2 separate regions of the Homo sapiens genome follow, and region 2 is linked to region 1. The links are chromatin contacts, found by Hi-C or POLR2A ChIA-PET in ENCODE. All regions are on one chromosome and are shown on one strand. Each heading gives the region's core, a stretch centred on a gene start or an enhancer-like site at or near the end of the contact. The rest is flanking DNA. Distances are from core to core; before and after follow the strand shown. Region 1 overlaps STAT5A (signal transducer and activator of transcription 5A). Region 2 overlaps STAT5B (signal transducer and activator of transcription 5B).

What was found. A loop is a pair of places that touch in the nucleus more often than their neighbours do. ChIA-PET counts read pairs that join two places held with the same protein, here RNA polymerase II (POLR2A). Pooled maps may share reads with other maps.
Region 2: a map of K562 shows a loop between it and region 1 (3-fold over the local background). The contact joins two enhancer-like sites. A Hi-C loop is called at or near these places in 12 of 168 maps with a recorded cell type or tissue (CD4-positive, alpha-beta T cell, CD4-positive, alpha-beta memory T cell, CD8-positive, alpha-beta T cell and 7 more), 10 of 37 single-sample maps with no recorded cell type and 20 of 50 pooled maps. POLR2A ChIA-PET finds 5 or more read pairs at or near these places in 22 of 52 experiments (A549, AG04449, B cell and 16 more).

Annotation. Positions count from the first base shown.
Region 1 is chr17:42,311,486-42,316,003 of GRCh38, forward strand. STAT5A (signal transducer and activator of transcription 5A) reads left to right here. Exons shown (of 19, transcript NM_001288718.2): 19 at 1-458. It overlaps STAT3 (signal transducer and activator of transcription 3), which reads right to left. Exons shown (of 24, transcript NM_139276.3): 24 at 1,839-4,315. The coding sequence ends at 4,260. Among named protein-coding and RNA genes, the nearest start is that of STAT5A, 25 kb to the left of the region's middle. RefSeq lists silencers at 708-847, 918-1,017, 1,138-1,297. Within about 2 kb of position 1,251, at least 29 of the 41 ENCODE cell types and tissues checked have a DNase peak (open chromatin) inside an H3K27ac peak, as active enhancers do.
Region 2 is chr17:42,225,794-42,229,933 of GRCh38, forward strand. It overlaps STAT5B (signal transducer and activator of transcription 5B), which reads right to left. Exons shown (of 19, transcript NM_012448.4): 3 at 1,736-1,892. Among named protein-coding and RNA genes, the nearest start is that of GHDC, 33 kb to the left of the region's middle. Within about 2 kb of position 2,283, at least 2 of the 41 ENCODE cell types and tissues checked have a DNase peak (open chromatin) inside an H3K27ac peak, as active enhancers do.

The DNA.
Region 1 (4,518 bases), core at 1-2,500:
ACAAAGAGGTAGAAAAGATTGGGTCTAGGATATGGTGGGTGGACAGGGGCCCCGGGACTTGGAGGGTTGGTCCTCTTGCCTCCTGGAAAAAACAAAAACAAAAAACTGCAGTGAAAGACAAGCTGCAAATCAGCCATGTGCTGCGTGCCTGTGGAATCTGGAGTGAGGGGTAAAAGCTGATCTGGTTTGACTCCGCTGGAGGTGGGGCCTGGAGCAGGCCTTGCGCTGTTGCGTAACTGGCTGTGTTCTGGTGAGGCCTTGCTCCCAACCCCACACGCTCCTCCCTCTGAGGCTGTAGGACTCGCAGTCAGGGGCAGCTGACCATGGAAGATTGAGAGCCCAAGGTTTAAACTTCTCTGAAGGGAGGTGGGGATGAGAAGAGGGGTTTTTTTGTACTTTGTACAAAGACCACACATTTGTGTAAACAGTGTTTTGGAATAAAATATTTTTTTCATAAATTTGCTGCTATGGCTCCTGGTTGGGGCGTTGGTGGCCTCCCTGGGTGATGGGAACCCCTGGAGCTGGTTGTTCTGTTCCTTCCCGCGTGCATGCCTGATGCTGTCATTTTTAGTCTTAAATTTTAACTCTGCCCGCTTTGCTGTGGTTTTCAGGGTGCTGGCCACCCCTGGAATACTGTCAATGCTTCTCAGAAGGGTAAGGAGCCAGTTTAGGGGGCACAGATTCCTTAAAAAGCAGGGGACTCGAGGTTTGGGGAAATGATGGAGATGGGCGCGGGTGGGCAGAACTCTGACCCAGGCTTCTCCTTAGCAGCTGCTGCTCCCAGCAGCCTCGAAGCTGGCGGCTGAGGGCCCGGCGCCAAGATGCTTCTCAACCCTCGGGGCCAGGGGCAGTCCCAGAGCCGCAACAACCGTCCCATCCTCCTCCTTCCCAGAGACCAGCAGGTGGCACCACGCGGCTGCGCTGTTTTCAGCTGGCTGCCGGCGACTGTGCGAGGCGGAGGTGCAGCAAGCGGGACCGGCTCGCCCCGGCTGGACCCCCGCACTGCCGGCTGCAGCCAGTCCCTGCTGTCGCTGGGGCCCTTGGGCTCAGGGACGCGCGCTCCCTGGGCGGGGCTGGGAGCCAGGTTTGCGGGCAGGTTCCTTCTGAGCTCAGAGCTCAAGCGAGGGAGAGGGGCGGCGCGTGGGCCCCAAGAGGGAGGTGCAGGGGGCCCAGAGCAGGGGGAAGGCGGGGGTGGGAGAAGAGAGGAGGGGAGGGGACGGGCAGGTGCCACCGCCCCAGGGGGCTAATCTGATCCATCTCTGCGAGGGAAGGTGCTCGCTCGTAGCTCCCAGGCGCGGTCTCCAGGGCGCTGGGGCACGTGTAGGGGTGGGGAGAAGCCCTGTGGGCGCCCGCGTAGCTGAGGTTGGGGCGCCTTTCCCTGCATTATCACCGCTGGCTGCCGGGGGCCCTGCAGCCACCACCGGGTGTCTGCGTGTTGTCCCCGCTGGGTGAACTGAAGGGAAAGTGATAAAGGAGCCAACTGTGGAAGGGGAGGCCTTGGTGCGGTGGGAGTATCTACCCCCCACCCCGCTTAGGTGGCTTATCTGACCCCAGACAGGACGAGGCCGCTCTGGGGGGTAGGAGGGGGCCGGGGAGGGAGGCCTCCACTCTGACACCTTTCTGCCGTTGGACTATTGACCTCCTGCTCCTCCAGGCACCCCTTACCTCCGGGCTGGTGGCTAACATAAGGGGGTTGGCGGGGGGGATTAAGGCAACCACCTCCTCTCAAGACCCTTTCCGGCCCTTATCCCAGGCCCCACCTGTGTGTGAGGCCCCCTCAGAACTTATGCAGGGGAAAAGGAAGCCTCCACCAGCCAAACAGAGCTGCCATGCTATCAGACGGTTCCTATATAACGTTTATTTCTGGAAGTTAAAGTAGATACAGCAATATACCAAAAAAAAAAAAAAAAAAAAAAGACAAAAAACCTCACAATAATATAAATTTTTACACTATGAAGTACACATTGGAATTTGAATGCAGTGGCCAGGACAGCAGCTTATAAACCACCTTATAGGTAGGTAAGCAACCCACGGGATTCCCTCGGCTGGGCTGGGGATGGGGAGGGGGCAGTGGACAGGAAGCGGGCAGGGCCTGAGGACCCTGTTCTTTAATGGGCCACAACAGGGCTCAGCTCCTCTCAGAACTTTTGCTACAATCAGAGTTAAGACCAGATACATGCTACCTAAGGCCATGAACTTGACAATATCTGCTCCAGAGAAGCCCTGAACCCTCGCCCTAGGTCCCTATGATTTAAACCCAATGGTAAGCCCAAGTCTCACCTTTCTAAATATTCTGTTTATCAGTTAAGCTTATTATGTACTGAAGAGTGTTGCTGGAGAAGTAAGAGCTCTGCATGACACATCAACTGTCTCCAGGCAGGAGGACTGGGGCGAACCCTGTTCATCTTAGAGAAGGTCGTCTCCCCCTTAATTCAGAGACCAGCTAATTTGATTTAACAAACAGAATTCCACAGAAACTCTGATCAGCTGAGGCAAGGTGGTTTTGAGTTGCCAAATCCGGCCATGCCTCTGAGTCAGAGGCAGCCCATCCAGCACGTGCTAGGTGTTCCCATACGCACAGGAGAGGCGAGCTAGCCAGCCAAGGCGGGCAGGCGGGGAGGCCCTCTAGCTGTTCTGCCTCACCTGTGGGGCCCCAGCAGGGAGGAGTCACCAGCCTCAGAGGGAGGCCAGGTATACACCCTCATACGAGGGCAGACTCAAGTTTATCAGTAAGCCTTTGCCCTGCATGAACTGAATGAAGACGCCATTACAAGTGCCACTGGATATCACCAAGAAACTGGCTAAGAACCATATTCCCTGAGCTCAACCAGACACGTCGCTGGGGCCCCATAGTGTGCATCATGTCCAACCTGTAACTCTCTCCCCCTCTTCTTCCATGAGGTCCTGAGACCAGGATTCCTAAAACAAACAGGATGAGGGACCTTTAGACACGCAAGGAGACATGCCTCTAGCAGGATCAGGGGGACTGGGGTCGGGAGGGTGGGGCAGGAAGGAAGCCAGAATCAGAAGTATCCCAGCCCTGATAAGGCACCCACAGAAACAACCTAGCCTCTGAAACAGCAGATCAAGTCCAGGGAGAAAGGGAGTCAAGGTTGTAAGCACCCTCTGCCCAGCCTTACTCACTAAAAGGCCAATACATTACAAAGGAAAATAAGTCTATTTATAAAAAAAAGTCTAAAATGCTTAGATTCTCCTTAAACCTTCCTATTTCAACACCAAAGGCCAGGTTGCAGCTTCAGATGTCTTAAGGGTTTGACCTGAAGCCCGTTTCAGGGATTATATAAATTACCAGCCTGAAGGAAGCTGAATGCTTAAAGCACCAAGGAGGCTGTTAACTGAAGTTTCTTTTTTTTTTTTTTTTTTTTGAGACAGAGTCTCAGACTGTCGCCCAGGATGGAGTGCAGTGTGCAGTGGTGCAATTTTGGCTCACTGCAACCTCCGCCTCTCAGGTTCAAGCGATTCTCCTGCCTCAGCCTCCCGAGTAGCTGGGACTACAGGCGCCCACCACCACACCCAGCTAATTTTTTGTACTTTTAGTAGAGACGGGGTTTCACCGTGTTAGCCAGGATGGTCTTGATCTCCTGACCTTATGATCCGCCTCGGCCTCCCAAAGTGCTGGGATTACAGGCGTGAGCCACCATGCCCGGCTGCTTAAGTTTCTTAAATACAGAAAGGCTATGCTGATACAGTGTTTTTTGCCCTTTAATTGTTATTATTTCTTAATTTAAAAAGAAACCTAGGGCTTAGATAGTCCTATCTTCTATTTGGATGTCAGCAAGGTTAAAAAGTGCAATGCCAGGAGTATGTAGCTATAGGTGGCCTGTGGCATTTGCTTACAGAAACAGGCAGAAGGATGCCGCAGGCACCAGGAGGCACTTGTCTAAGAACAACAACAACAATAACAAAAAGCTGCTGAGAAAGGAGGGCAGGGGAACAAAACAACACAAGACATTTCCTTTTTCTCCCTCTAGCCACCCCCCGCCACATCCCCTGATCATGGGTCTCAGAGAACACATCCTTATTTGCATTTAGATAAAAGCAGATCACCCACATTCACTCATTTCTCTATTTTTAAAAGTGCCCAGATTGCTCAAAGATAGCAGAAGTAGGAGATTAAAAAAAATCTGGAACCACAAAGTTAGTAGTTTCAGATGATCTGGGGTTTGGCTGTGTGAGGGGTGGCAGAATGCAGGTAGGCGCCTCAGTCGTATCTTTCTGCAGCTTCCGTTCTCAGCTCCTCACATGGGGGAGGTAGCGCACTCCGAGGTCAACTCCATGTCAAAGGTGAGGGACTCTGGAGGGACAGACAGGGAAAACTAGTTCAGTTGTCCACCCTCTGCAACTGGCAGGCCACGCCCCCAGCCCTTCAGAGGACAGGGCCCAGGCTACCACTGCTATCCAATCTCCTGCCCCTTAAGGCCCAGGGATGGTCAGAAAAGCCAGATTTACCCTCCTCCCTGGAGGACCCTGCCTCGGGAAGGGTCCTTTCTCATTCCC
Region 2 (4,140 bases), core at 1,033-3,532, 85 kb before region 1:
TGCAGAACCCATGGACATGGACAGCCAACTATATTTAGAAGTCTGCTCGGAGATGTGCAATGTTAACGTAATCATGAGGAAACATCAGACAAACCCCAAATGAGGAACATTTTATCTTTAAAAAGCAGGGGGTACATGAATTATTATTATTATTTTTTGAGATGGAATTTCACTCTTGTCACCCAGGCTGGAGTGCAATGGCACGGTCTCGGCTCACTGCAACCTCTGCCTCCCAGGTTTAAGAGATTCTCCTGCCTCAGCCTCCCAAGTAGCTGGGATTACAGTTGTCCACTGCCACACCCAGTTAATTTCTGTATTTTTAGTAGAGATGGGGTTTCACCATGTTGGCCAGGCTGGTCTCGAACTCCTGACCTCAGATGATTCACCCGCCTCAGCCTCCCAAAGTGCTGGGATTACTGGTGTGAGCCACTGCACCCAGCCTACATTAATTATTTTAAAATGCCAATGTAATGAAAGACAAAGTAAGGTTGCAAAATGGTTCCAGATTAAAGGAGATTAAAGAGACATGATGACTAGATGCAATATGTGATCTTGGGCTGGATTCTGGACTGCAGCGGGGAAAAATACCCTAAAGGACATGTTTGAATTAGTTGACAAAATGGAAATCCAGATGAGTACCTAAAAGTATTATATCAATGCTAAATTTAGTGAAGTTGATCAGTGTATTATAACCATGCAAGACAAGGTTCATTCTTAGAAAATGCACAGAGGGGCTGGGTGCGGTGGCTCATGCCTGTAATCCCAGCACTTTGGGAGGCCGAGGAGGGTGAATCACCTGAGGTCGGGAGTTCGAAACCAGCCTGACCAACATGGAGAAACCCCATCTCTACTAAAAATACAAAAATTAGGCGGGTGTGGTGGCATGCACCTGTAGTCCCAGCTACTTGGGAGGCTGAGGCAGGAGAATCACTTGAACCCGGGAGGTGGAGGTTGCGGTGAGCCGAGACCGCGCCACTGCACTCCAGCCTGGGCAACAAGAGTGAAACTCCATCTCAAAAAAAAAAAAAAAAAAAGACAATGCACAGAGGGACCGGGCATAGTGGCTCATGCCTATAATTTCAACACTTTGGGAGGCTGAGGTGGGCGGATCACCTGAGGTCAGGAGTTCAAGACCACTGTGGCCAACATGGCAAAACCCCGTCTCCACTAAAAATACCAAAAAAAAAAAAAAACTGCCAGGCATGGTGGCAGGAGCCTGTAATCCCAGCTACTTGAGAGGCTGAGGCAGAAGAATCGCTTGAACCCGGGAGGCAGAGGTTGCAGTGAGCTGAGATTGCTCCACTGCACTCCAGCCTGGGCGACAGAGCAAGACTCCGTCTCAAAAATAAATAAATAAATAAATAAATAAATAAATAAATAGAAAATGCACAGAGGTACTTACTGGTGCAGGGACACAAGGTATGCAACTTACTCTCCAGTGACTGAAAAACGTGTGTGTCGAGAGACAGCGAGGAGTATATGACAACATAAAAGTCAACAACAGGTGAATATGGGCATATGTGGGGAATCTTTGTATGATTCTTGTAACTTTCTGGAAGTATGAAATTATTCTCAAATAAAAAGTAAAAAAAAAAAAAAAGACCAAAACCACACAACAAGAACCTTATGCACGTGTAACTCAACAATGCTGGACTGAAGGAGAGAAAGAAAGTCTCTACAGGAAGAAGACCCCCAAGGGAAGGTAATTAAGTGTGACCCCAGAGCCCACACCCACCTGGAGCTGTGTGGCATAGTGCCCCAGCTTGATCTTCAGTAAAAACCCATCTTCCCCCACCTGGTGCTCTGCCTTCTTCTGCAGCTCCTGCACCAGGCCCTCCAGGAGCTGGGTGGCCTTAATGTTCTCCTGTGGATTATCAAGATCTACTGAGTCCCTAGGGGAAAAAAATTACATAATCTGTATACATACATGCACGTGAGCCTGTATAAATACAGCCTCAACACATCCTACTTTTTCTTCAACTAAAGTGATGTTTTTAATCCTCACTGCAAATTTTAAGAAACAGCCCAACAGAAATGGACTCAATGCCTATGTTAATCTATTTGTAATTTACTAAATAGTTGGATTATACAGTAGATTTCCTTCTTTTAAAAAAAAAAATTTTTAACAATGTGCTGCCCTTCTTCCTTTCTCTCAATGATGTGCTTGGTGCTTATGCTATTTGCTCCGAGAAATGCAAGGAAAAGGAAAGGGTTCTGTGTACTCTGAAGGAAATAAGGACTTGGATAATTTCCTATTTATAGTTACCCCTCATGGGTGTAAAGGAGGCACAAGGCCAAGACTCTTCTACATGTCCTTTCCAGCCTCAAGGAGTTTGGTATCTGTGGGTTTCTTAGGTAGAGACAGGTGAAACAAGTTATTGCTATTTCTAAGAAGCCCTGGAAATGAGACATTCAGGCAGAGGGTGCCTACAAGAATTTATACGAGTCAGACATTCATGTCACTAGTTGCAGACCCAGGACCTGAAGGCAATGCCAACTTTTCCAGTAAACAAGGAAAACCACGCTACAGACTTTGCATTGATTTCAAGCTACTGAACTGGTGACGGGGGTTGGATGGTCTCCCTCCCTCCTTTCTTTCCTTCTTTCCTTCTTTCCTTCCGTTCCTTCCTTCCTTTCTACTACTTAGGCAACAATTGACACTGGGAAGTACCAAATTACTTACTCACTGAAGAAACCAAACAGCTGTCGGACTGAAATAACATTCAATAACTGCTGACTGGGTCTGGAGCCAAACAAGATAGTGGTAGCTAAAAGGCTCTGCCATCCCTAAATCCCTGAAGATAGCAACTAATTTCAAAAAAGAGGCACCAACAAGTGTATCAAAACAGTGAGACCGGCCGGGCGTGGTGGCTCACGCCTGTGATCCTAGCATTTTGGGAGGCCGAGGCAGGCGGATTACCTGAGCTCAGGAGTTGGAGATCAGCCTGGGCAACACGGTGAAACCCCATCTCTACTAAAACACAAAAGAAATTATCCGGGCGTGGCGGCATGTGCCTGTAGTCCCAGCTACTTGGGAGGCTGAGGCAGGAGAACTGCTTGAACCCAGGAGGTGGAGGTTGCAGTGAGCCAAGATTGCGCCACTGCACTCCAGCCTGGGTGACAAAGCAAGATTCTCTCTACGAAAACATAACAAAACAAAACAAAAAAAGCAGTGATACCATAGTCCATCAAATAGTACACCCCAATCTGCGCCTTGAGAAGGCAGTTAAGGCAAGTCAGATTCTAAATATGTGTGCCCTATGTATTAAATAGAATACGTATTAAATGAAAGGCTGGAAGGAATGAGGGCAGCCCTGCACCTCTGTTTCAACTGGCAACAATGCCCTTGGTCTGGAAACCCACTCTTTTTCTTTGAGACGAAGTCTCACTCTGTCACCCAGGCTGGGATGCAGTAGCACGATCTTAGCTCACTGCAACCTCTGCCTCCCGGGTTCAAGTGATTCTCCTGCCTCAGCCTCCCAAGTAGCTGGAATTACAGGCGTGCACCACCACGCCTGGCTAATTTTTGTATTTTTAATAGAGACGGGGTTTTACCATGTTGGCCAGGCTGGTCTCAAACTCCTGATCTCAAGTGATCCACCCACCTCAGCCTCCCAAAGTGCTGGGATTACAGGCGTGAGCCACCGTGCCCGGCCAGGAGCCCACTCTTAAAAGGATCCAGTCTCTGAGCAAAACTCACAGAAGTCAGGTATTGGTTCTTTACTTGAAACCTTAATTCTCTGTTAAAAAAAAAAAAGACTTGCTTAGATGGCTTAAACATAAAGAACTAAAGATTTGGCTGGGCCCGGTGGCTCAAGCTTTTAATCCCAGCACTTTGGGAGGCCGAAATGGGCAGATCACAAGGTCAGGAGTTAGAGACCAGCCTGGCCAACATGATGAAACCCCGTCTCTATTAAAAATACAAAAATTAGCTCGGTGTGGTGGCGGGCACCTGCAGTCCCAGCTACTCGGGAAGCTGAGGCACGAGAATTGCTTGAACCCGGGAGGCGGAGATTGCAGTGAGCCGAGATCACGCCACTGCAGCCTGGTGACAGAGCGAGACTCCATCTCAAAAAAAAAAAAGAATTGAAAATTCTTCATTAAAATCTTTATATTCTGAAGAAAACCAAAGCTAAAAAA